3 separate regions of the Homo sapiens genome follow, and all the other regions are linked to region 1. A link is a loop called in an ENCODE intact Hi-C map of the cell type or tissue named here. Cell type or tissue: PC-9. All regions are shown on one strand.

Region 1 (8,000 bases):
ATAGAAAACCTCTGGGCCATCTCCTTGGTCAAGGTTAGCAGGTTAGTCCTTTGGTCTAGCTCTGCCATTCAGAACCTTGGACCATGCATTTGCTCCCACCCCTGGGATCCACCATCTCTCCCTGGCTCCTTCCAGGTCCACCAGCCTCAGGGTCACTGCAGTCTCAGACCACCTGAAACGCAGAAGCCCCGCCTATTTTGCTAGCTCCCTCGTTCCTACGTATTCCCATTTTTCCGGCTTATTTAAAGAATAAAACAATACAAACTTTAATGGCTATTTGTACTTTTTAAAAATCAGTGCATTTTCATTTGTGTACTCTTGTGGATTTGGGCAACAGCTGAAAAATCAAAATAATTTGTATCTTTATTGATCTTGAACAAATGCTCTAAGATGCATACATTTAGCAGATGGACTCACTTATCATGTGGGCTTCTTTTCCCAAATGCAGATGGGATGGAAGTTGACATGAGGAGGCAGTATAATAAGTTAGGAAGAATCTGGACAAAGGTATAAAGGAGCTAAACGGAGGCTGCAGAATGTGGAGTGAAGAGCTGGGACAGGTAACTCAAGGAGAAAGCAGAGAGAAGGAAAGTGATAGCACAGAGGCAAAGGGAATTGACTGACATCCAGGGAAATGTGTGAATTTGTCCAGAATGTCCTGAAAACTTTGTGCCGTGGGACAGACCTAAGACCTGGACTATATTCATAAAAAGAAACATGATTTTCCCTGGGGAATTTTAGACCAATCAGAAAGACTCCTAAGCTCTGTCTTTTCAACTTTCCACTCTACCTCATTATCCACCAAGCTACTTTTCCCACCTCTGTTCAATTGATTTCGGAAAGAGATGCACATACCAAAAATATGCAAGTCTGCCACAGATTTATTCTTTCTCACTTTAGCTGTGTCCTCAGTCGCCATTTTAATCACTCTCAAAGAATGCTCTCCCATATTAGCTACAATGGATATTTCAAAACTCTCTTTTCAAACTCCCTGACCTGGCTGGTCTTCACTCTCATTAAATGATTTCATGTCCTACTTTCCTGACTCTCAGCCTCTCTCCATGAGCTCAGGTTTCCAGAAAGCAGTCATGTCCCCAGCCTCTCTGCCTTCGAGAATGATCCTCCTCTTGTCTCAGGCTAACCTCCTGTCCAGCTGCATGAAGCCTCAGAACAGAGAAGAAACTGTGTGAGTTTCAGACTCTGGAGTTTTAGGTTTGAATCTTGGAGCTGCCACTATCTAGGCACATGCTCCTAGGCAAGGTACATAACTTTTCTAAGACTCTATTTTCTCATATGTAAAAACGTGGTGATAATACAACCTCCTTTGTATGATATGGGAATTTCCTGTATGTTATTTGTGAAAACACTTTCCCTACTACTTAGCAATAAATTCCCTCATATCTCTACCAGTTGACTGTGAAGAATTTTAAGCCCAGAAGTACATTACTTTCCCCATCGTGAGGGTTGAGCCTAGCGCGAGGAAAGTGACTGAGTCCTGGTCCCACAAACCTGTGAACCTACCCTCTCTTATGTCCCAACCACTGCCATCTTTTCTGATAGTACCATTTTGTTCTCATTTTTAGGCTCTACTATGTTCTCCTGAGCCTTACAATGGCCTTTCCTCCCTCTGCATGTCTGTTCTTGGATGATCCTGTGCACTGTGATAACTCTAGTCTTGGAGGTGAATCTGAGGTCCACGTCTGAAACCTGAAAGGCATCTCCTTTTATCTACTACCGCTTTCAAGGAGATGCTCTTCAGGTGCCACTGATTCTGGCATGCCAAAAAGTTGCATCTGCAGGATGGTTGTAGCCCTGTTTATAAATTCACAGGCTCAATTTCAAGACCTTATGAGACCCTCAAATGTATCAAGTGGGGCCAGGCGTCATGGCACCTGTAATCTGAAATCCCAGCACTTTGGGAGGCCGAGGCAGACGGATCACCTGAGGTCAGGAGTTTGAGACCAGCCTGGCCAACATGGTGAAACCCTGTCTCTACTAAAAATACAGAAATTAGCCAGGCGTGGTGGCGCATGCCTGTAATCCCAGCTACTTGGGAGGCTGAGGCAGGAGAATGGCTTGAACCTGGGAGGCGGACGTTGCAGTGAGCCAAGATCGTGTCACTGTACTCCAGCCCAGGTGACAAAGTGAGACTCCATCTCAAAAAAAAAAAAGTAAATAAATAAAAAAGTAACAAGTGAGACAAGTGAGATAAAACTAAATCCAGTTTATAAGAAAGCCATTCCTACAGCCAATGCAATGTTATCTCTTATCTTCAACCTGAAGCACAAGCTGATATTATTTTGCAATCTTATTAGCAGCTCAAACAGCTGTCTCTGCCAGTAATATACACAATTGAAGGGATGCCAGAGGGCAAGCACCGAACCTGGCTGCAAAGAAGGGGAACCGTTCCCCAAATTTTGCCAAGTCAGGCTGCTGTATTTCATTTAAAGTGGGAGACATAATAATATTCCTAAATTCTGATACCAATAGGGTTGTTTATCCCTTCTATACCTGGAAGACTTGCTGTAATATTTTTTCTCATTTGTTTCTAAGTACTTAATATCCTATGCAGGGGGCTATTTTCTGGGCATTTGCTTATGGTCCAAGGACAATCTGTTTGGATGCTTACTTGCTGTTCTGGTTAAGCAAACCTAATGGTTCACAACTCCCTTACAACAATCAGGGAGTTTTGGCAAAGATTACTAACCAAGTCAAGTTTACATTGGCTCAAGCCTCTCCTACATGAATGCCACCAATAATTGTTGCTGTCTCTTTATTACACGTCTTTGAGGCACTGACTGCCTCCATAAAACTGGAGAAGGCATATGTGTATATATACTATATATAATGATTACCCACCAGTACCAGCTTTAATGTTTTCCTCTCCACCTAATTTCTTTTTGCTGTTCAATTTTCACAAGCATACACTTGTACACACACACACACACACACACACACACACACACACATATGCCTGTCATTGGTTACCTTTCCCCCGGGGAATTAAAATCCGTATGATTCAATAAGGTAGATTTATTTGCCATTAGCAGACAAACATGAAAATAATTCCTAAGCCAATAAAATTATTTTCAAGTTTTTCAGTTTTCCTTTTTTCTTATAATGGCAAGAACATTTGACTAAGAGTCTAGCAGGGGAAAATACTGTATTCACAAAAGCAATGGGAAAAAAACTCAGGCCTGTTAAGGAAACTCTCCTATAAAATCAAATTGCAAATTTTTCAAAGTTGCCAATGCTTGGCACATCACTGTCTGGGCAGGATAATCTGTTCTTACCAGTCTCAACTCAGAAATAACCTATTTATGATTGCAACCATCATCTTGGCCTCAGGGAGGCACTATAGGTCCCTTAATGTATCTAAGGCACAGCTGAAATACTTAAAAATTACCTCTGAAAGTCTGAAACATGACAGAATGGAAAAAGAACTCACAGAAGATAACATAAAACTCTATATTCTGTCCCTAAGTTAATGTAAGAGATTCATACGCCTTAGGAAGACGAGATAATTTAGCGATTGCGCTTAGAAAAATAAGTAAATAAATATGAGTTAGAGATATGGTTGGTGACACTTTTTTTCCTCTGGGTCTCTTCCTTATTTTCCCCTTGTTCCTTCCTGGCACTAGGGGGCGGCAAACGATGGGCTCCTTTATTTATAAAAAAAGACAGTTTTTATAAATAAAGCTTTATTGGGACACAACCATTCCCATTTGTTTACTTATTGTCTGTGGCTGCTTGCATGCTGCATCAGTCAAGTAGTTGCGACAGAGACTGTCTGTCCCACAAAACTTAAAATATTTATGCTTGAGCCTTTTACAGAACAATTTGGCTGACCCCTGCATGCTATCTATAGTATTTAACAATGGATATGAAAGTGACAATGGTAGATCTAAGGAACTTCGATATGTGTCCAGCCAGCCAGGATAGGGGCCAGCTTCCTAAGACACATGTCTAGAATATGATGAAATCACCACCTGCCAGTGAGTCACATGCAGGCAAATGACACCAACAGAAGAAACCTAGGAAGCATATCCAGAAACTATAAAGTATTGGTCATGAACCTTGCAGGGGAGGACATAACTGGTGTTCGCATCTCTGCTTCCAGTTGACAGTTCACCAAAGATAAAAACAACAAATAAAATCCAGACCTCTCGCCACAAAAGGGGGTTTGGCTTCAGGCAGGGGCTTAGGGCTCTCTGCTGGGGACCAGCTGCACTTCACAATGCTGCAAAGCCTGCATTTGTTCAGAAATGTAATTCCTGATCTGATTATAAGAGTTCAAAGCTGAAAATGTGGTAAGGAGGAGGAAAAAAAAATGGGTTATGATGGAAGATTTTGTGGTGGTGGTAAGGGGGCATGATAATAATAATATTGAAGAAGTGCCCTAGTAATTTACATGAGAAGGGACCAAGAAGGTGGCTAAGAACAGCACAGAGTCTCAGATATACACACGTTTTTGCACAGAGTCTGGCTAATAACACAAATGAGAGATTTTAGCATAATAATGCTGTATTATCAAGGAAATAGACATCCCATCTGTGGGGAAACTGTCAACATGAGAGATAATTGTGGTAGAGAAGAGATCTAGAAATGAAGGATAACAAAAGAAATGAAATAATAGGCGCAAGTCCCTGGCCCTCCTATGTGCCACAGTCCAGGGGAACAGGAGAGCTGATGGGAGACCTCGGTTGGGAAAATCTTATCCATTCCAAAAGGAGGAAAGGTCAATCTCTGAAACTATTTCATAGTTGATTTTAGTATTGGTCCCTGAAAACATTTCAGAACTCACTTAATCAGCAGATAGTTTTAGAACGCAAGAGGGTGAAGTTATGCTCAGGGCAGCAGGCCTGGTTGGTGAGGATGGACCACAGGTACGGTGTGGAGGGTAGGTGGGTAGGCTCCAGAGCTAGTCTGCTGGGTTCCGAGTTGGCTGTCTTACTTCCTAGCTCTGAGACCTCTGCAAGTTACTTAACTTCGCTCTTCCTCAGTGTTTTTAGTTCTCAAGTGGGCATAGTAATGAAATGGGGTGGTTGTAGGGATTGAGTTAATACATATAAAAGAGTTAGAACAAATCCAGCTGAGACTAGTGCCATGCAATTGTTAGCTAGTGTTCCTGGTACAACTATCAGACCAGGGGCCAGGAGAATGCTACAGACCTGGCTGAAACTGAATTTCAACAAAGCATTTCACAAATGCATACAAAATACAGCCAAGGACCTGCTGGAAAAGTGGTCTGAGGAACACAAATACATAGATTCATATTTGGTTTTACAACTAGAAATTCATTTCAGCCTAAGGAGACTTCTTTAATTTCAAGCCTTGTGATTATCCTCAGCCCTGTCCTGATCGACATTTTTCATCAAGAAGACCTGAAATTATTTTATTGTAAAAATTGTGAATATTGTGAAGTATTCCAAGCATACAAAAATAACTTTCGGGATTTAGAACTGACAACAATGTGGAAAAGCCATACATATCTAAAGCACGAGTGAATTCTTTCTTACTGAACCTATTCAAATAAAGACTGAAAGACCTGGCAGTGAAGGGTTGGAAGTGTCACATGAGGCATATATTGAGATGAACTTTGAAAATTCTATTCACACATGAAGATGTTTATGAAGTATTTTATATATGTTAGGCATTGTCTTAGGTACTTGGAATGTATGTAAACAAAATAAACACCTGTCTTGTTGGACTTACATTCAGGTGGACTCCTTAATAACCTGTAAGTTATAGGAATTACTAGATTTTGGTTTAATTCTGAAGTTTGTCACTCACTATATATAAACCTGATAAGCTCCCTCGTTTTTTTCTCATCTGGAAAATGGCGATAAAATGCCATCCTTTCATATTTAGGATCATTCATTCGCTCAACAAGTACTTCCTACTTTGTGCTATGCTCTTGGGAAAAAAAATGAATGAGAGAAGGATCCTGCCCTCATGGTACTTGTATCTTATATTATCCAGAAGATAAAATAAGGCACTTACCAAAAATACTAACATTTACATATCAATGAAAGGCTATGCCTATTATATCTAATGATAGCAGCATGGCCTGTGAGTCTTTGGTCGTCTTTTTGGGGATATACAATGTATATTTTGGCTGTTACCTAAGCCATTCTCCAATATTACACCCCTCACTACCGCTATGTACACAGATAGTCTGCTCCACACTCAGAAAGGTAGGGACAACACCCTAGGATTTCCATAAAGCTTAGAAGGATTTCCTTCCTAAGAAATACCCAGTTTTGCTGCCAAACACTCCTCCCCTCCTACATGAAGGCCTGAGTCAAGAGATATCGTGGGTGGGAGAAGTTACCCTGCATGTCACCAGAACCTCAGCATGCACACTTTAAAATGAATTTCCAAATGCAAATTTGTTCCTAGATCCACAGCATGGCAAGTGAGATGCAGAAGCCTGGTTCCTGGAGGAGGAGCCAGCATTGATTCGTGGAGGGCAGTGTCCTCTCACAGGGGTAAGTGAGCAGGGGTAAATCATCGTTCCCATGAACTCCTCTCCATCTGCTCTCCCCACTCTGGGAACACTAGTGTGCTGCTCCACCTCCTTCTGCCCCCTCCTGGGATGGGCTCCAGAGGATGATAGGCAGGGCACCTAAATTCCCAGCTGACGGAAACGTGAATGTGCTCAGTAGCTAAAGGTGGCTCAGGAAGTTTGGAAGATTAGATGAGATGGTTCTCCCTCTCCCTCATTTAGATCACACACATTTTCCAACATGTAGGGGAGAAGAGGGAGCTCTGTATTTTTTATTTATCCAACAAATATGTATTGAACATCTACCATGTGTGGGACAGTGTCTTAGGTATTAGGAATACAACAAAGAAGAACCTCAAATCCTTACTGGTATTTAGATTACTAATACCGGGAGGAGTGGGAAAGACACATAGTAAACACATTAATGACCTATTAAATATATGCTGGGTCACCACTATGGACTGTATTGCGTCCCTCACCCCAATTCATATGTTGAAGTGTTGATATGTTCCCATCAATTCATATATTCCTATCAGCTCATATGTTCATATGTTGAACTCTCAATGTCACTATATCTGAAGATAGGGCTTTTAGTCAGTAAATAAGTTTAAATGTGGTCATAAGGGTAGGGTCCTAATCTGACCTTATAAGAAGAGGCAAAGAGCTTTCTCTTTCTCCCTACACAGGCATGCAGGCACGCGCGCGCGCGCACACACCCACACCCCCCCCCACACACACACAGAAAGGCCATGTGAGGACATAGTGAAAAGGTGTCTGTGTCTGCAGGCCAAGAAGAGACCCATAACCAGCACTGAACCAAGCTGGCACACTGATCTCAAGCTTCCAGCCTCCAGAACTGTGAGAAAATAAATGATTGTTATTTAAGCCACCCCATCTGGTGTTTTGCTTTGTAGCCTTGCTAACACTGTCAGGTAGCCCTAAGTGTGCTGAAGAAAACCCAAGTGGAATAAAGGGGTGGAGAGAGATCAAGAGAGGTGGTTAGGGAGACACTCTGAGGAGGGACATTGAGCAGAGAGCCCAGTGAAGCTCACATGTATCCAAAGGCAAGCCCTGGCCTGGAGTTTAAGAATGGCAACACTCAGGCATGGCAGGGTTTGTCCTTAGAAGCAAATGGGATTGCTGTTTTATCAGCATGTTTTTGAAAAATAGACTGTTCTCTTGCAGAGAGGAAATGTATAATTGGTGATCGCCTAGCTGTGTGAGCTTGGGCACGTTCCTTAAATCTCATGTCCCAGTTTGCTCAGTTGTGAAATGGGATAATAATCATCTTTACCTTGTTAGGTTGTTGGGAGGTTTAAATGAGTTAATATATGTAAAGTGCATGGACCCATGCCTGAAACACAGTCAGTGCTCAATAAATAGTAGCTATTATTATTGCTATCAATACAACTACTATCTCTATTATTACAACAACTGCTACTACTATTACTATTGGAAAGCCACAGGCAGAACATTATAAAAGAAATTTCAG
Region 2 (8,000 bases), 570 kb after region 1:
TTAATTGATTACATGTTTCAGCCATGACCACAGGTAAGGTACCTGGGCTCTGGAGAATTCAAAGGTGAATGAAATGGTAACTATCTTCAAAAAAGAGCCCTCAATCTCAGTGAAAGTATGAGCAAAGGTATAAAAGGTGCTAAGATAAAATGTGCCCGATGCTGGTTAATTTTATGGTTTCACTTGCGTATAGGAAAGTCATGGGTGATTGAGCTTAAAAATGAGCTTACGTGACTAATCAAGAGAAGACCATGATACGGCAGTTATAGAGAACAGAAATGGTTTGTCAACACTGAACTTTGAGGATGTGAACTTAGTGATGGTCAGCAGGATAGATTAGTGTATCCTAGCTGGCCTCTCTGCTTCCAGCCTCTTTAGATACTCTAATGATCATTTAACACAGAGGCTAGCTAGGAAGTTGATAGATTATATTACTGCTCAAACATTCCAAGGGAATAGTATACATCCCTAATCCAATAACCTCAGGCTGGGATGTGTCACTTACTTTAGACAATAAAATGGGAATACATAGTATATGCACCACTTTCAAGCAAAATTTTAAGAGCCATTTTATGGTTCTATAATACGCTCTTTTCTTTTTGCCCCAATGTCCCGATCAGGGCTGTTCCTTCAGTCGGGGTCCCAGAATGATTATACTTTGGAGCAGAGCTGCAGTCAACTCATAATAGACAAACGGCAGCATCAAGAAATAACTCTCTTGTTTTAGCAAGTGATACCAATTTGGAGATTGTTTGTTAGCGCAGCGTAACATCCTAAGTTCACTGATATGGGAAGCTAGTGCACCTTGAAGGTGAACACAATAAGGTCTTAGGCTAAACATAAGAAGTGATATTGGATAGAAAAGGGCAGAGATAATAAAAATCACAACAACGAGAAATCGACATCACTTAGTATTTATGTGTCCAGCAGTATGTTAATCACATCTCATTTAATCGTCTCAAAGGCAGAACTCAAACACATATCTAACACCACAGTATGTGCTCTGAATTTTCCCAGTAACCAACAAAGCTTGGTGATTTTTCGTGCATGTGTAGTAAGATTAACTCAGCAAATCTAGGTGGCTCAAGCCCTGCACATGCCCAAGAAAAACCTCTCTTCAAGACTGAACTTAGGCCAGCTCCTGAGAGTAAGCCTTGAGCCACAGGTATATTCTGCCTGGTAAGAGTGTTGTATGCCTCAGGCCTTGGAGCATGTGGTACCAGTTTGATCAGATAGTTTATGCTAACAATGTGATGCATGATGGCTGCCTGTTCCTTCTCTGAGGAGCTGAAGTCTGAGTAGCTGAGGTAAGTCATACAGGTGCTGCATGACTATGTGGCTGGCCTCCATTAAAAACATCAAAGCTCAAGTGTTTCCCTGGTTGACAACACTTTGCATATGTCACACGGTATTGCTTGCAGAATTAAGTGCATCTGTGCAATTCTACTGGAAAAAAACTTTTAGAAGCTTGCACCTAATTTCTCCTGGACTTTTCCCCACATATCTTTTGCTTTTCAGATTTTAGTCTGTATTCTTTCACTAAGTAAAACATAATTGTGACTATAACAACTTTTCTGAGTCCCATGCATCCTTTTAGCAAGTCTGAGGGTGGCCTTGGGAACCCCTGATACAGTAGTGTACATGAGACAGGTTAATGTCAAAGATGACACCAAATTTCCAAGGCCAGGTGATTCAGAAAATGGTAGTTTAGTGAACAGATACGGGAAAGTCAGAAGGAACTGGTGAGCTGGGAGGGTGGGTAAAGAAAGAAGCCGAGGAAGCAAGTGGAGGATGGAAGGTAAATTTGGTAGCTGACATTCAATTTGACTTCCATATCCAGGTAGGAACATCCAATGGGCAATAGAAAATGTACAACTGGAATCTGTGATGAAAGCCCAGAATGGGAATATAGTTAATGGTTAAAACCATGAGAATGAATAAGGCACTGAGGAAAAGATTAGAGAAAAAAACAGCAAGGAGTTGAACACAAACTGTGAAGGATGAAACTTGGCTGTCTACATATGAAAAAACAATGAGAAGGAAAACAAATTTTACCTATTTTCAATTCATCATGAAAGATTCTGTTTAATTTTATATATTAAGCTAGTTATACTGTATACTTTTCACAGGAAATATTTGCTAAAGAGTTTTTTCTTGATACTAAATAACATTTTAAAATCAGCTGTATTTATTTCCTCATTGAAGCCTCATTTTAAGGGCATTTAGAAGTTTGTCTTATGAGCAAAATATTCAGATGTAATTATGATAAGCATTGAAATATATATATATTTATATATGAAATAGTTTGGAGTTATTTCCAAATAAACTGGGGCAGAGAAAAGCCCCAGTCATTCCTGATGCTACTTCATGTATCTATGTGGCTAACACCAGGTCTATTTCTATATGTTTATTTGCGGTTTTAGCTACCCCAAAAATTAGGGTCAAAAGAAAGATAACAATAAAGTCAGTCAAGGTCCTATGGGGTTTCATTTCACTTAACACATTTCTATTTTTCTGCATTTTCTTTAAATGGCAAACAGAGCTAGACACCAAGAGCATCGGACTCAACTCAAGCCACTCACTTTTGTTTCTGCTTCCTCCAGAGGTGATTTTTTAAAAATATTCTCATGTGCTTTTAGACTTTTATTCTTCTATGGAAGAACATGTTTGATCATTTCAGAAACTCCTTTAAATAATGTTGCTGTCAAAATCAGAGTTTCTGGCTGACTTCCCCCATTTCACCGGAAGAGGCAGCCCCCCAAGTTTATGACCTCAGGTACTTCTTACTGAAGTTTTAGAAAATACTGGATCTGCCTTCACTTTTCGTTTTCATTTTCTTAGCCCTACTCTTTTGTGTGAGAGAATACATGTTTATGGCTATCTTTCAAAGAGATTTATGAATTGGTTCTAGGGCTGCATATGAGACAGTGAGCGCTAGGGAAGTCAGTTCTACAGCCAGTTGCACCCTGCTACACTTCCTTCAATGAAGAGTTCCAGTCCATCATCTTAGGGTCAAGTTGTTGAGAAAGTCTTCAAAGTGTAACATTCAAACTAGTGTCTCAAAAGCTCCCCCATGTGTGCGCATGAAAAATAACTCATCAAGGGAAAGTTTCACTGGAGTACATGCAGAATAAGAACAGGGACCAATTTTCAGATCTAAAAAATGTAAGATACAAGAAAACACCACATTCTATAATTATCATTTTATTTACATGTGTCATGTTTAACATCTAAAAGAATAATTAGGTGGGCTGTTTTGTACAGATTATAACATTAGCAAATGAAATGAATGCACTAAAAACAATTATTTTTCTGTAAAAGGTATGAAAAAACAGGGCAAAAAAATGAAAAACACTTGGAATTTTTCCAACCATAAGTATACTCAAAAAAGAAATGATAAGCCCTCTGAATATAGTAACTGATTTATGTTTTAGCCCAAGAAATGAATTCTATGAAAATAAACCAACCAAAACATTAGTTGTACTTTCCAGAAAGCAATTGCCTAATGGAAATGCCTTCCATTTCTCCTTTTAGCCCATTTATCTTTCCCTTAGGGGAAAACACACTACAGCTAAGACTACTGTGTAAATCAGCTACTTCCAAGCAAAAGGTGTGCTTCCCAGAATATTAAAACTAAGGCTGGCTTGAAAGATGTTCTATTCTAACCTCCCTCTTTTATAGGTGAAGAATGTGAACTCAGAGAGGTGAATGGACTTGTCCCAGTTCAGAGAGTTGGCGGAAAATTTGAGAGCAGAACCCTAATCTGTTTTATAGTTCAATCATTATCACTTTATACTATTCTGCCTCCCAGTTTTTAGTAATAGTAACAAATTATAAATAGAAAAAATACTAACAAATATTTCTAACGCTAAAATGTGCTGATCATTTACTCTGTGCCATTTAAAATGCCTTTAAATACATTATATGAATTAGCTCATTTGGTACTAAGAATTAACTTCTGAAAAAAAGTTGTATTCTCTCCATTTTACAGATGAGGAAATCAAGGCACAGAGAAGCACAGTACCTACCCAGGGATCTTAAAGAGTAAGTGTTGAAGCTACTGTAATAGCTAAGCAGTCTAACTCTACAGACCAGATTCTTAACCACAAATAACTAAATAGTATAAAGAAAATAGAATTGTTATTCAAAATTCAAAGGGGCATCAGCTATGGTATTAAATCTTATCTTTTGGCAACATAAAATTGAAACCTGTGATAATTCAAACAGAAATAGGGACCAACTTGAAACTAAAAAACAGCAACTAGCTTAAAAGAAAAACCCTTACCTAATTAGGTGAACAAACTTGAAGCTTTCCAAGTACTGAACTTCATACAAATCATACAAATAGAGGGGCAGCATTTTTCAGTATGGTAACGCAAATCATGCCACCCTATAATTAGAAATTATTCTTACCTATTCATTAAAGCAATCCCTGTCCTAGGCAATTATTGGTTAGCCTAGTTTTCAAGTAATAAAACTAAATGTCTTAAGTGGAGGTAATCTCTACTACTTTTCTAATTGATCCAAATTAGTATGAACTTCTTAAATAAACAATGACCACTCAACTTCCAAATCCAATGGGAGCCTGAAGTCTGACCTTGCCAAGCCTCTCTGCAGTCTTTGACTCTGTTTGCTTCCTCTCTCCTCCTGACATGATTTCCTTTCTTGGCTTCTACGACATCACTCCCCTGGCCCTTGCCTGGTGCTACAGATCACTCCTTCACTGTAGCAAGTTCCTCCTCATCTATTTGATTGTTAAAGGTTGGTACTCCCAGAAGTTTGTTTCTGTTGGGTTCTTCCTACTCCCCATCCCCACACTCAGCTTGAGTGACCACAGCCACACCCACTTCTTCTACTACTACTCAGGGGCTGATGCTCAGCTTCCAAACTGGGGTGTCGCAACTAGTCCTCTTCCCCAATGCCTACACTGTCCATGGAAATACCTCAAATTCAGCATAATCAAATCCAAATCCCACACATTTCACCAAAAATCCTATTCCTCTTCTTGTATTCCTTATTTTGCTTAATGGATCCCACCAGTCAACAAACCTAAACCTTGAATCATCGAAAAGTCCTTCCCTGTCTCCCAGAATACATACAGCTTGGCCATAATTGCAACGAACTGTGCTTTCTAAATTGAACCAGAGTCTTCCACTCTCTCTTGCATTCTCATGAAAATCATCCAGACTCCGCCTTCATTGCCACTGTTCCTCCACAAGCCAAAAACCTGTCCCAGATTGGATTCCACCAGAAGTAGAGCCTGAGCTAAGAATTTAAGCATGAGTAGTTTTTCGAGAAGGGATTCCAGGAAGCAAAATGTAGGAGGGTATGGAAGAATGGCAAGTATGGGAAGGAACAATACTGGTGTGTAAATGACCAGACAACTGCTGTGATCAGGTGAGACTCAATGTCACCGGGAACCTCCAAGATATTATACAAAACCTGCTGCAGACTCATCCTCACCAGGGGTGAAGAATCTGAGCTATTCATGCATCATTGTCTGAGCGATGCTCTCAAGGATGTTAACTTCTGGTGCTTTGGGCCTGCCTCATTACAGTCTTGCAAACTTGTAGTCTCTGAGACTTGTAGCTGTTGTCTTGTACAGTAACAGTGACTGCCAAGGGAATATGAGAGGGGCACTGGCAACACTTGCCACAGAAACCTTCCAAGGCTCTCATAAAATCCAAGTGCCTCTGGTGCAGCCTGCAAGTCATTCCATGACCTGTGTCCTACTTTCTTCTCCAGCATCATTTCTCAGTCTTTCTGGTCTAATATTTATGTGCTATAATCCTATCAACCTACTAACGGTCCCCAAGTCCATAATGCTATTGCCACCTCTGTTTTGTACTTACTACTCCCCCTTCTCAGAATGTCCACCTCTGTCTCCCAATCCTATTTTCATCTACCTGGAATACACCAACTTTTTAGGAAGATACAGCTCTCAGATCTCTTTCTCTCTCAAGAGCCTTCCCTCAATTCCTTGTACCCTAGCTGGGCACTTCCACCTGTGCCACTGCCCTGCCTTCTGTCTCTCTCATCAAATTGCACAGTAGTTGTTTGTGCACATGGCTACACCAGGCTGCCAGAGTGTGAATTCCCAACAAGAAAGGACTCTGCATAATTTGTCTCTGTTTCCCCAGCACCAAGCCCAATGCAAAAAAAAGAGGAAAAATTAAATAATAATAATTCCTGAGTTATATATTATACAAAATAAATAATAAATCTGTAATTAAAATGGCAAACAACAGCCAGACCAAGGAAACTTTGGAAAAAAATATATAGTAATTTTCCCTTTAGTACGTGCTTTAAAAAAAAATGACTAATTAGGAATTTTGCTTTCTCTACCTATGAGCTATAAATCAATTTTTTTCACTCTGCTTCAGCTTCTCAAGCTGTGTGCCTCTTTATTAGCAGTGATTTCCTTAAAGGGAATCAAATGCTTAAGAGCCCCTAATAAATCCTTATGGATTTAATACATTCATGGATATTTTGTGACCACATTTCAACCTCTCTAACTCAGAGTCTCTTCTATGTGCCTGACAGTGAGCTGCCTTCACATTGAACCCAATTAGATACTCCTAAAAGGAAGAAACACGTGTTGTAATTGCCCTCCTAAGACTCTTTGCAGGCCCCTCTAGGTCACTTGCTTCCGTTCCTCTGCAGGGGGGTTCTGCCAGCTCCAGCACTGATGGGCAGAAAGCCAGTGCAGCATTGGGCAGGGGCAGCCCTGCGCATGAACTTTCACTGGATCCATCACAAGCAATGCATTTATATGCAAATATACCCAAACCTGAATAATGATTAAATTCGGATTCTGGGAACTTCCTGGAGACAAAAGAGGATGAAAAAGGAGAAAGAAGTAATGAACTGTATATCTAAAGGCTTCTAGTTCAAAACTGACTTGATGTACATTGATGTGAAAGCTAAACATATGGTAGATATCTTTGATCTGGGATCTGTGACACAGTTTGTGCTTGGCATCTGTTGTTTGTGATTTTGTGATGCATTGATCACTGTCACCATGTCTGATAGAAACTAAATTGCCTTCAGTCCATGCAGACGTGATTGCTGCTTTTACTCTCCTGCCCATTTGCATCCTTATAGTTTCCCAATGGGAAAGAAAAATAACCACAGTGGATCAGGTTTTAACATTGGGTGTTGCCTCTCATCACCTGTGTTTTGGATTTGCCCTGGCCAACACTAGGATTCTTTCATCTGAGATGATAAAAATCTACCAATGCAGTAACAAGGACAAGGTGATCTGTTACAGAAAAAGCAAAGAAGGAAACTTGGAACGTCCTGCTCATAAGTCAGGTCTGCAGTTCATGTTTTATTTCACATTTGCAGACCCACTGCAGGCAGCCAAGGAGTTGCTATTTGAAATGTTTTGCTGACCTCATAAGAAACAATGTAAATAGACTTTGTATCCCAATGACGTCAATGTTAGAGCCAGTATCCATGTTCTTTTCTATTTTGTGAGACTTTTGTGTATATTGTTTCCAACTCCCTGTGCTCACCAGCAGTGTGTTCTGTTTTGGTGTAAACTGATACCAATCTTTGCGTGTTACCATTTCTCCTAGTTCCCCTACACTGACTATAAAATGAAGGATAACAGAGGGTAAAATGTAACATGGGTGACAGGGGCAGAGATGCCTGTACTGACCCCCTCTTTCCACTCCTATACCCTTTGGTGCTTTTTCCCTGGGGACCTTGTTCTAGGGTTGTTTTATGGACAAAACTTTGCCCTTAAAGGTCTGGGCTTCTGTGTCAGGAAAAGCTCTCTCAAACCGTGTTTTTCCTCTACTCTCACGCCACCACAACAACAGTCATCAACACAGAAGAAGCCTTCTGTTACCCGAAGTGTGGAGTTTTGCCCCCACACATCAAGCAGTGGACACCAACTGGGGGTCCTCTAATTCAATTCTGCCACTATCTACCTGGAGATAGCATCAGATCCCATAGGTTGAGGGCTCAGTCCCAAAGATGCTTCCACCTGTAGA
Region 3 (8,000 bases), 470 kb after region 1:
TCTTTCTGCTACTGATTTATAACTTAATTCCACTGTAGTTTGAGAACATAGTCCGAAATCTTTTTAAATGTACTGAGATATATTTTATGGTCTAAAATATACTTTATACTGGTAAATATTTCATGCACATTTGAAAAGAATGTATATTCTGCTGTTGTTGGGTGGAGTGTTCTAAAATGTTGATGCAGTTATTTGATTGTTTTTTCAAGTTTCTATATCTTTACTGATTTTCTGTCTACTTACTCTACCAATTACTGAGAGGGGTGGTAAAATTTCTGACTATAATTATGAGCAGTATGTACTATATTACCATGTTTTCTAATATTATCTCCATCTTATACCCTCAGGTTCATTAGTATCTACACAGAGAGTGCTTCCTAATGCATTATCTCCCTCTTCTATTAGAAGTATTGCCCATCTTTTGTCTTATTTTGTCATAGATATTTTTTCATAAATTTTGGTTAATATATAGGAGATAGTTGACTTCAAAAAATTCAATTTCAGGTTTTACTCATACTTTGAGACTCAAAGTATACTTTTTTGTTACAAATGTTGTAAATTATGTTCTTAGTTTCATGAACTGTCTGCTCCTAATCATTTGATGTAATTCTGCACACAATCAAAGCCACTTATGAAATTTTGTGAGAGGTACTAAATGCTCTACTGAAAAGTTTTTGGCATTAAATGTTTTAAAAGAAATAAAAAATGGTAACATTTTTCCCAAATATGTTAGCAAATTCAAGAAGCAGATTGTACTAATTACAATTACTGCGAAGTTACATATGCATCATGAACTCAAATTTCTCTTAATGAGGCTTAATGTAGCTTAACACTTTACCTCATGGGAGTTACAATAATGGAAAGAACACATAAAAAAATTGAGTTGATTGTTCTATATCACAGCAGGGCCTGTAAAATGTGCCAGGTCTCCCAAGGTGGCCATACTCTTTGATAAATTCACCTATGAGCTGCTGTTATATTTGAGGGAGGCTCATGAACTACCATCTGCAGAAAAGGGAAAGGCACATGAGGACTGCGTGTATTTCCTATGCACAGAGTCAAGCTCACTACTGGGAAAAAAAAAAACTGTCCCATATTCAGCGAGTTCTGAGAAACCAGCTGAATGAATACAGTGTGGTCACATCTCAACATTAAAATACGCAGAATCATCCACACTAGGTAGCACAGTGAACGGAAAGATGAGACAAGATCCAACTAATTGATATGGTAAAACTGCAATTTGTGATAGGAGACAAATTTCTGTTAAAATTGTCATGCAAAATAACTAAATAGTACACTTTGGGAGCTTGATCATTATTTTTACACCTATTTAGCACTCACCTTGTTTTAGGTAACTATGCCTGGTAGTATAGAGAGCTATTAATGTTTCTATTACCTGATCTCAAGGAAATTAAAAATTAATGTTAAAAATGCATAATCATGAAAATAAGGTAGCCTGTATTTCTGCTATTATTAAGCCTACCAATAATAGAGTTATCTTCTGGGTAAAAAGTCCCTGAGACAATCTCCTAGCTAGGTGTGGAAACTCCCAGGAAGTTGCACTTTTTAGGAACACTGTCTTTGGTCACCAGACTTCACCCCAAAGTAATCAATGCCTGTAGGTCTTAACCGTAACACTAAAGTCCTAATTCAGATACAAATGCATTATATGAAAAAGAAGTGTGTTATCTGCTTTTAGCTAAAAGTTTAGGATGACAGTGGTGTACTCTGCCATGAGCTGCATCACAGAAAAGAGGCCCCGATGATATTTCTCCAGGACAACTAAGGCAACAGGACAGCCTCCCCATCACTATTAGATACTCAAATAGTGAGAATCTGTAACACTTTGTTCACCTTTCATCCCCACTTTAAAATAGAGAACAGCTAGAGGCTTGTGATTTATTCTCATGTTAGAAGCCCTCTCATATGACATATTCAGGATAGGTAGTTGGCCAGTTTGTTAAATGAATATATTAAAGTCAAGAATCTTCAGAAATAATACCTCAAGTATTCTTTATAAATGGCAACACTTAAATGCACATAGTTGGCTACTCTTTTGATGTAGAGCCAAGGCCTTTGCTTTGAGTTTGAATCTCTTAGTTAGATTTCTACAATGTCTTACATCAAGAACATCCATTATGCATCATCTATGGCTTACAGTGTTTCTTTGTAATTGAGAAGTTAAGGCACTTGAGAAGCAATCTAAGAATCATTCACATTTCCTCCCAATCTTTTATGATTGGCTCACCTACATCTAATTCTACAGTAATTTTTTTAGCAAATTTACTAGCATTCTATTTAGTTTTCACATAAACACTTCTCTTTACTTATATGTTACATCAGTCTACATAATAATTATATGATATAATATAATAGCAAGTACAACAGTCATTAACAGATTTTGGATTCCTGGCAAACATGCACCGCCACAAAGGGGACCTGAAGTACAAAGGTGTACTAAAGAATAGCTGTCTAGAATGTCATAGACATTGGTGTGCAGACTTTAGAGAGGACATAGTGTCTGATAAGGCACTCTGCTGAAAAATATGTAGAATAAGGATTCGGCTGTTGCTTATTGAGCTTGTAACTTTGTGTAAAGTCCTGATTATTTAGAAAAGAACAAACAAAAAAAAAACCTGCCTAATGCTCCCCATTACAACTAGAAAGTAACCTTAATCAAAACACACAGATATAAATAAAAAATTACAGGGAAGAAAAACAACGAATCTGTTTGGGAGTTGAAGAATTAAAAAAATGAAATTTCAAAAAAATCAAAGGTTAGCAGAGGAAGACTTCTACCCTAAGAAGAAAAGCTATGTGTGAATATAACACTACTAAAGTGAAAATAAAGAGATACTACCTTACCAGCCTCAGCTCCCTGCTACAAGTTCACAGAGTGACGTGGTGCCCACAACTTCCCAAATTCATCAAATATGGATTGCAATAAAATGACCTTGAGAATTCCTTTCAGGTCTATTTGTACAAACCCTGGCATGTGAGTGGCAGTTTCAACGAAAACCCAGCAGATCACATGAGTGGGTTTGCATGTTTATAAAACTGTTTCAAATGCAATCACCAGATTTCAAGATTTGAAAAGCATTCTAAAATGTTTCAGAGTGCACAAGGAAAGGGGAAAGGAACATTTCAGTGCCTCTGAGCAAATACAGAGCTTTAAGAAAATAGCTGGTATCAATGAAGACATTTTGATTGGACAACTTCAGGCAAACAGGACGCCCGTTTAACACTACACGTTCTCTTTACCGTCACCATGAATTCAGGCATAGCTATCCTCAGTCTGTCACAACAACCCGGGAAACATGATAATTCTTATAAGTGCCACAAAAAACTGTTTAAGAAATAGCAGAATTTGTCTGTTTCCTTAGTGAGAGAGAAGATTGATACATACCCTGGCAGAAGCTGTAAAGTAATACCATTCCCATGAAATACAACAAGCCATTGTAGATACTTAAGTAATATTGTCTAAAGAAAAACAACATTCTTAAAGACCATTTTTGACAACAATGAAACCAAGTCAGGGCCACTTTTTTCTTACATTTGATCTCCGTAGATATTTGTACTCTAAAGATAGACAGACATTTGTTTACATAGAATAAAACATCATAAATTGCCAACTAGAGTAAGATGTGTGTCAGAATAGCTGCAAATGACACTTCTGCAAAAACCACAGATAATATGATGTGGCCGCTAAGAGATTCATCACTGGTTATTTTTGAAACTCCAGCCCATTACACCGACTACCATTATAGCTATTTAAGCATGAAATGTTTGCCTTCATTTTTATTCATATGTTTTATGGACCATTTACTGTTAGCTAGAAAATCGTTTAAAAGGTAATTCAGTTTACAGCTGAGGAAAAATAAGAAGCCTCCGAAACAATCTCAGAATATTGACTTACTGTCAGATAGGTAGGAATGAACTTAAATTCAATGTGAAATTGGGGTGAAAGGTGACTTTCTAACAAGTAACTTTAAAAGAAATAAATGAGTAGCTTGCTAATGTTTCTCTTTTTGTTTCCCCCTTAATGGAAAATATCTTAGCCACAAAGGGATGAGAACTTCCTGCAAAGTTTTCATTGTTCAAAAATAACATCAAGTATGAAAGGTATGGCTTCAACACAGTATTAACTACTGTTGGCCTCTGCCACACAACACACTGTAAAGACTTTGAAAGACTAGATGAAGAATAGGACAACCATGCCTTCTATGAGATATATTTTATTTCCCAGTAAAAGCAAAATTTAATTATATTCCGAAAGTCTTTAATCCTTACTGTGTGTCCAAGGCACTACTCTAGACAGCACAGACGGATACAAAAATGGTAAAACCTAGCTTGTGGCCTCCATGAACTTAAGGTCTAGAGGGAAGAGAAATGCCTGAATAACTTCAGCACAAAGCAGTGTATAAAACAGCCTACAAATATACAAAATGCACCTTCTGTTGGAAAATGCAGCTCCCCTAGCTGTCAGATGGGTTGAGGTGCCATGAAAATAAACTCCACCCTCGTATTGCTGTGTAGGAGAGGCGCCCCCTTCAGGCCTTAGGGCACCATTGCTTGCCTCTTGTAAGTACGTGTTTCCTCTACTGCGGGAAGGCTCTTCAAAGACAAGAACTAAAATTCTTATTTACCCTGTGTGCCTTGCACTTAGTTTAGTATCTTGTATATAGGAAGTAATCAGCAAATGTAGAATGAAGAATTAATAAATTCCCTCAATCCAGAATCCTCTGCCTCCTTTTCTCTACACGTGCCTATTCACATTTCTGAATGTAAAAATCCTACCCAGCTCAAATGCCACTTCTTCCTAATAGCAATATCCAACCTTGCCTCAAAATCCCCATCCTTGGCAGAAATAGTTTATACTTTCCCTGCTTTCTCTGGACTCTTTAGTTTATATCCCTAAAACTTCTAAAACTTTGAAATGGCTGAATCTTTAAATCAACAGTTGTCACTAGCTCTCATTTGACACAATCCCCTAATATTTTATTTGATTATTGCTATTTGTGTACATTTGTTTTTATGTGTAAGCTCCAAGAGGGAGGTACCTGATGCTAACATGCCATTTATGATGCCTCCAGCATTTTAAAGGAGCATCCATTTGTTGGTTCAACAAGAACTTCTTTAGCATCAATATTGTACCTAGAGCTAAATAAAATATTGATTTAACTAAATCATATTTCTAGAAGTGATTGAAAGATTCCAATGTAACAAGGGTCTTCTTAACCTCTGCAGACTTTTGTCTGTTCTAACAGTGTGCTGTGTTTGTGCAAGGATTATCATCACCTAGGGCTATCCCGAGACTAACTACTCCAAGCATTTTTCCCCCTCAAATCTGCAAGCATTGTTTCCCTCAGATTCATCTTCTTCTTGGATAATGTCACAGATGAAATATACCGATGATCTTACATCAAATACTTACAGGAGGAGGTTAAATCATTATTTGCCCCATGGTGGTGGTCAGCTTCTAGCTGTGACCACCAAACCTCTGCTACATATTTATGAGTCTTCCTAAACCTCTAATTTAGGTTTCTAAATTCAAAATGCAAATGTCCTCTCCACCCCCAGAAAAGTTTGACATCTTTTCATTTGGTCTTTCCCATCTTTACAAATAACAAAATAAAACAAAACAAAAATACAATGAAGAATGCATTAAATGCACAGCTTTTAGCTCACTGCTGGGCACATAGGAAAGATGGGACTAAAAATAGTTAACTAGTGATATGTATGAAAAAAAGTTTTTTAACTATAAAGAATATTTTGTGTAACTGGATATTTTATTTCACAGACAACTCTCATGTAGTCAGAGACTTCAAAATGCAACACTCATACCTGGTATTTTATGTGCTTTCAGTTTGAGGTTTCTCATTTACAATGAATCATTTATATTTTCTCTAAAAGACATAAAGCATTTTTGTTATTTTCAATCGCATCAAATTGATTTTGTTCTTGACATGATGACCATAATTGCAACAAGAACATCAATGATCACAATGGGATATGAGTATTTCACTTCAGCACTTCATATTCACCAAATCATGCCATGTGTGTACCTTAAATTTCTGAGAATTCATTTTTCAGAATCATCTTATAGATTGCTAATTTTCATAATAAACTAAACTGCTGATTCACCTACAAGAAAACACAGAAGGAACATGTATAACTATATTTGAGTCAACAGCTGCTGTGCCCACTAAAATCTTCCCCGTCTCACATTGAGAACACCGTCACTACGTTTTTGCAGCTAAAAGAAGGTTGTTCTAAAAGCAGATAATCTGAGAATCAGTCATCTTACATTCATGTCTTTCCCCAGAGTGGTTTAAAGGAAAATGCGTTAGAAAAATGTTTATAACATTTAAATTTGTTAGTTGCTGGAAACACTAAGTCTAATGTAGGCTGTTTCTAGAACTCCTTAAATATCACCCCCCTCAAAAAAATAACAGAATGCAAAGTCCAGTATGTCTGATTTAAATGTATCTATAGGAGCTCAAAATAAGCATGACATTTTGCCCTAACTGGTAAAAAGTTCTGGAGTAAATTTTAGACAATTTGGGTGATCCTATAAATCATGATAATCTCTCACCATCTGTCTCTTCTAATTTCACCATTCCTAACTTCTGTTCTGTTTCTCTCATCACAGCCCCAAAGTAAAGAGTCTGTTTTGAAGGTTATCAACTCTTTCCCCACCCCTGTAGAGGAGACTTCCCTACTGCTGAAATAGCAATAAAAAATAACTTGCCTACCAATTACTGAGATGGTTATAGAATCTCCGATTGGACCATCCTCTGGTTAAATGTTTAAAGCTCAGTTAAAATGCAAATTAACAGTAGACAATGTAGCAATTATGGCAAGAGTGGGACAAGAGAAAAAGTTTCATCCAAGAATGCAAATTTTTGAAACTATAATTAAATGTGCAATTTGTTCTGTTTTATAGAGATTTTTATGGCATGGAAAGGTACCAGGAAACCCCAACTAAAATAGTGCCAGATTAGTGTTTCTAGTCTGGTCAAAAAGAATCACCTTAGAGACACTGCAATTTTGACAGCGCATCTTTTACCTCATGTCACTGAATTGATTTTTCCTAAATTGTTAAATTGGGTAGGTTAATGTAAAATTCCCTGAGTTATTTGGAGAAAGATGAAGTAATTTATGGATGAGGATGAAACTTTCTAGATATGTCAAGATATGATTGCTGCATCACAGAGAGGTTGGTACTCATATGTGTAAGTAGGAATAGTGTCTCCACTAGTGGCTTGAGTAAAATCTATACATGCATACGGAACATATGTGGATTCCATCTGACCAGCCATTCATATAACAGTTGCCAGTGTGGGGATGGGTTGAGAAGAGGTGAAATTAGAACAATAAAAGATCAAAAGTAATAAGAATATAACAGAAGGCACAAAGCACTAAAGGAGGAATCATCTGAGAAGTAAATGATTATAAATCATAACAGAATGGAGATTGATTTACATTCTGAAGATCTCAAGGAAACAAAATGTATAAGGAACAAAAAAAGAAATTAATGTGTGATAAAATTAAGAACTGACACATCTAATAAGAAATGACTATAGACGAGCAGAGAATTAATGGTTTGTTCAAATGGAATAACCCATACTTGAAAAAACTTATACATTAATATGAAAAAATACATATAGAATAATACATAGGAGGCAGGGAGTGGTGGCTCACACCTGTAATCCAAGCACTTTAGGAGGCCGAGGTGGGCAGATTGCTTGAGCTTAGGAGTTTGAGACCAGCCTGGGCAACATAGTGAAATCCCATTTCCACTAAAAATACAAAAAGTTAGCTGTGCATGGTGGCGCACACCTGTGGTCCCAGCTACTCAGGAGGCTGAGGTGGGAGAATCACCTGAGCTTGGGGAAATGGAGGCTGCAGTGAGCTGTGATTGCACCACTGCACTGCAGCCTAGGCAATCAGAGTGAGACCCTGTCTCAAAAATAAAAATAATAATAACAAATAGGAGA

The links. Hi-C counts contacts between places; a loop is a spot of excess contacts. Peaks named below come from ENCODE experiments on the same cell type or tissue, not always from the same donor. Only the 100,000 strongest peaks of a DNase experiment are listed, where the experiment ranks them.
Region 2: a loop joins it to region 1, with 16 times the contacts of the local background. A loop is called at or near these places in 49 of 110 quality-filtered maps.
Region 3: it touches region 1 in a loop (26-fold over the local background); 31 of 110 quality-filtered maps call a loop at or near these places.

The regions. Positions count from the first base shown.
Region 1 is chr5:59,810,514-59,818,513 of GRCh38, forward strand. The region is part of intron 1 of PDE4D (phosphodiesterase 4D); the gene reads right to left. Among named protein-coding and RNA genes, the nearest start is that of PDE4D, 79 kb to the right of the region's middle. In PC-9, CTCF peaks have their summits at 3,499 and 3,698; DNase peaks (open chromatin) are centred at 3,368 and 3,948; H3K4me3 peaks cover 17 bases; H3K27ac peaks cover 964 bases.
Region 2 is chr5:60,379,901-60,387,900 of GRCh38, forward strand. It overlaps a transcript of PDE4D not described here. Among named protein-coding and RNA genes, the nearest start is that of PART1, 100 kb to the right of the region's middle. RefSeq lists an enhancer at 48-97. In PC-9, a CTCF peak has its summit at 3,110; no DNase peak of the experiment used is centred here.
Region 3 is chr5:60,282,838-60,290,837 of GRCh38, forward strand. It overlaps a transcript of PDE4D not described here. Among named protein-coding and RNA genes, the nearest start is that of PART1, 200 kb to the right of the region's middle. In PC-9, a CTCF peak has its summit at 4,511 (motif pointing left); no DNase peak of the experiment used is centred here.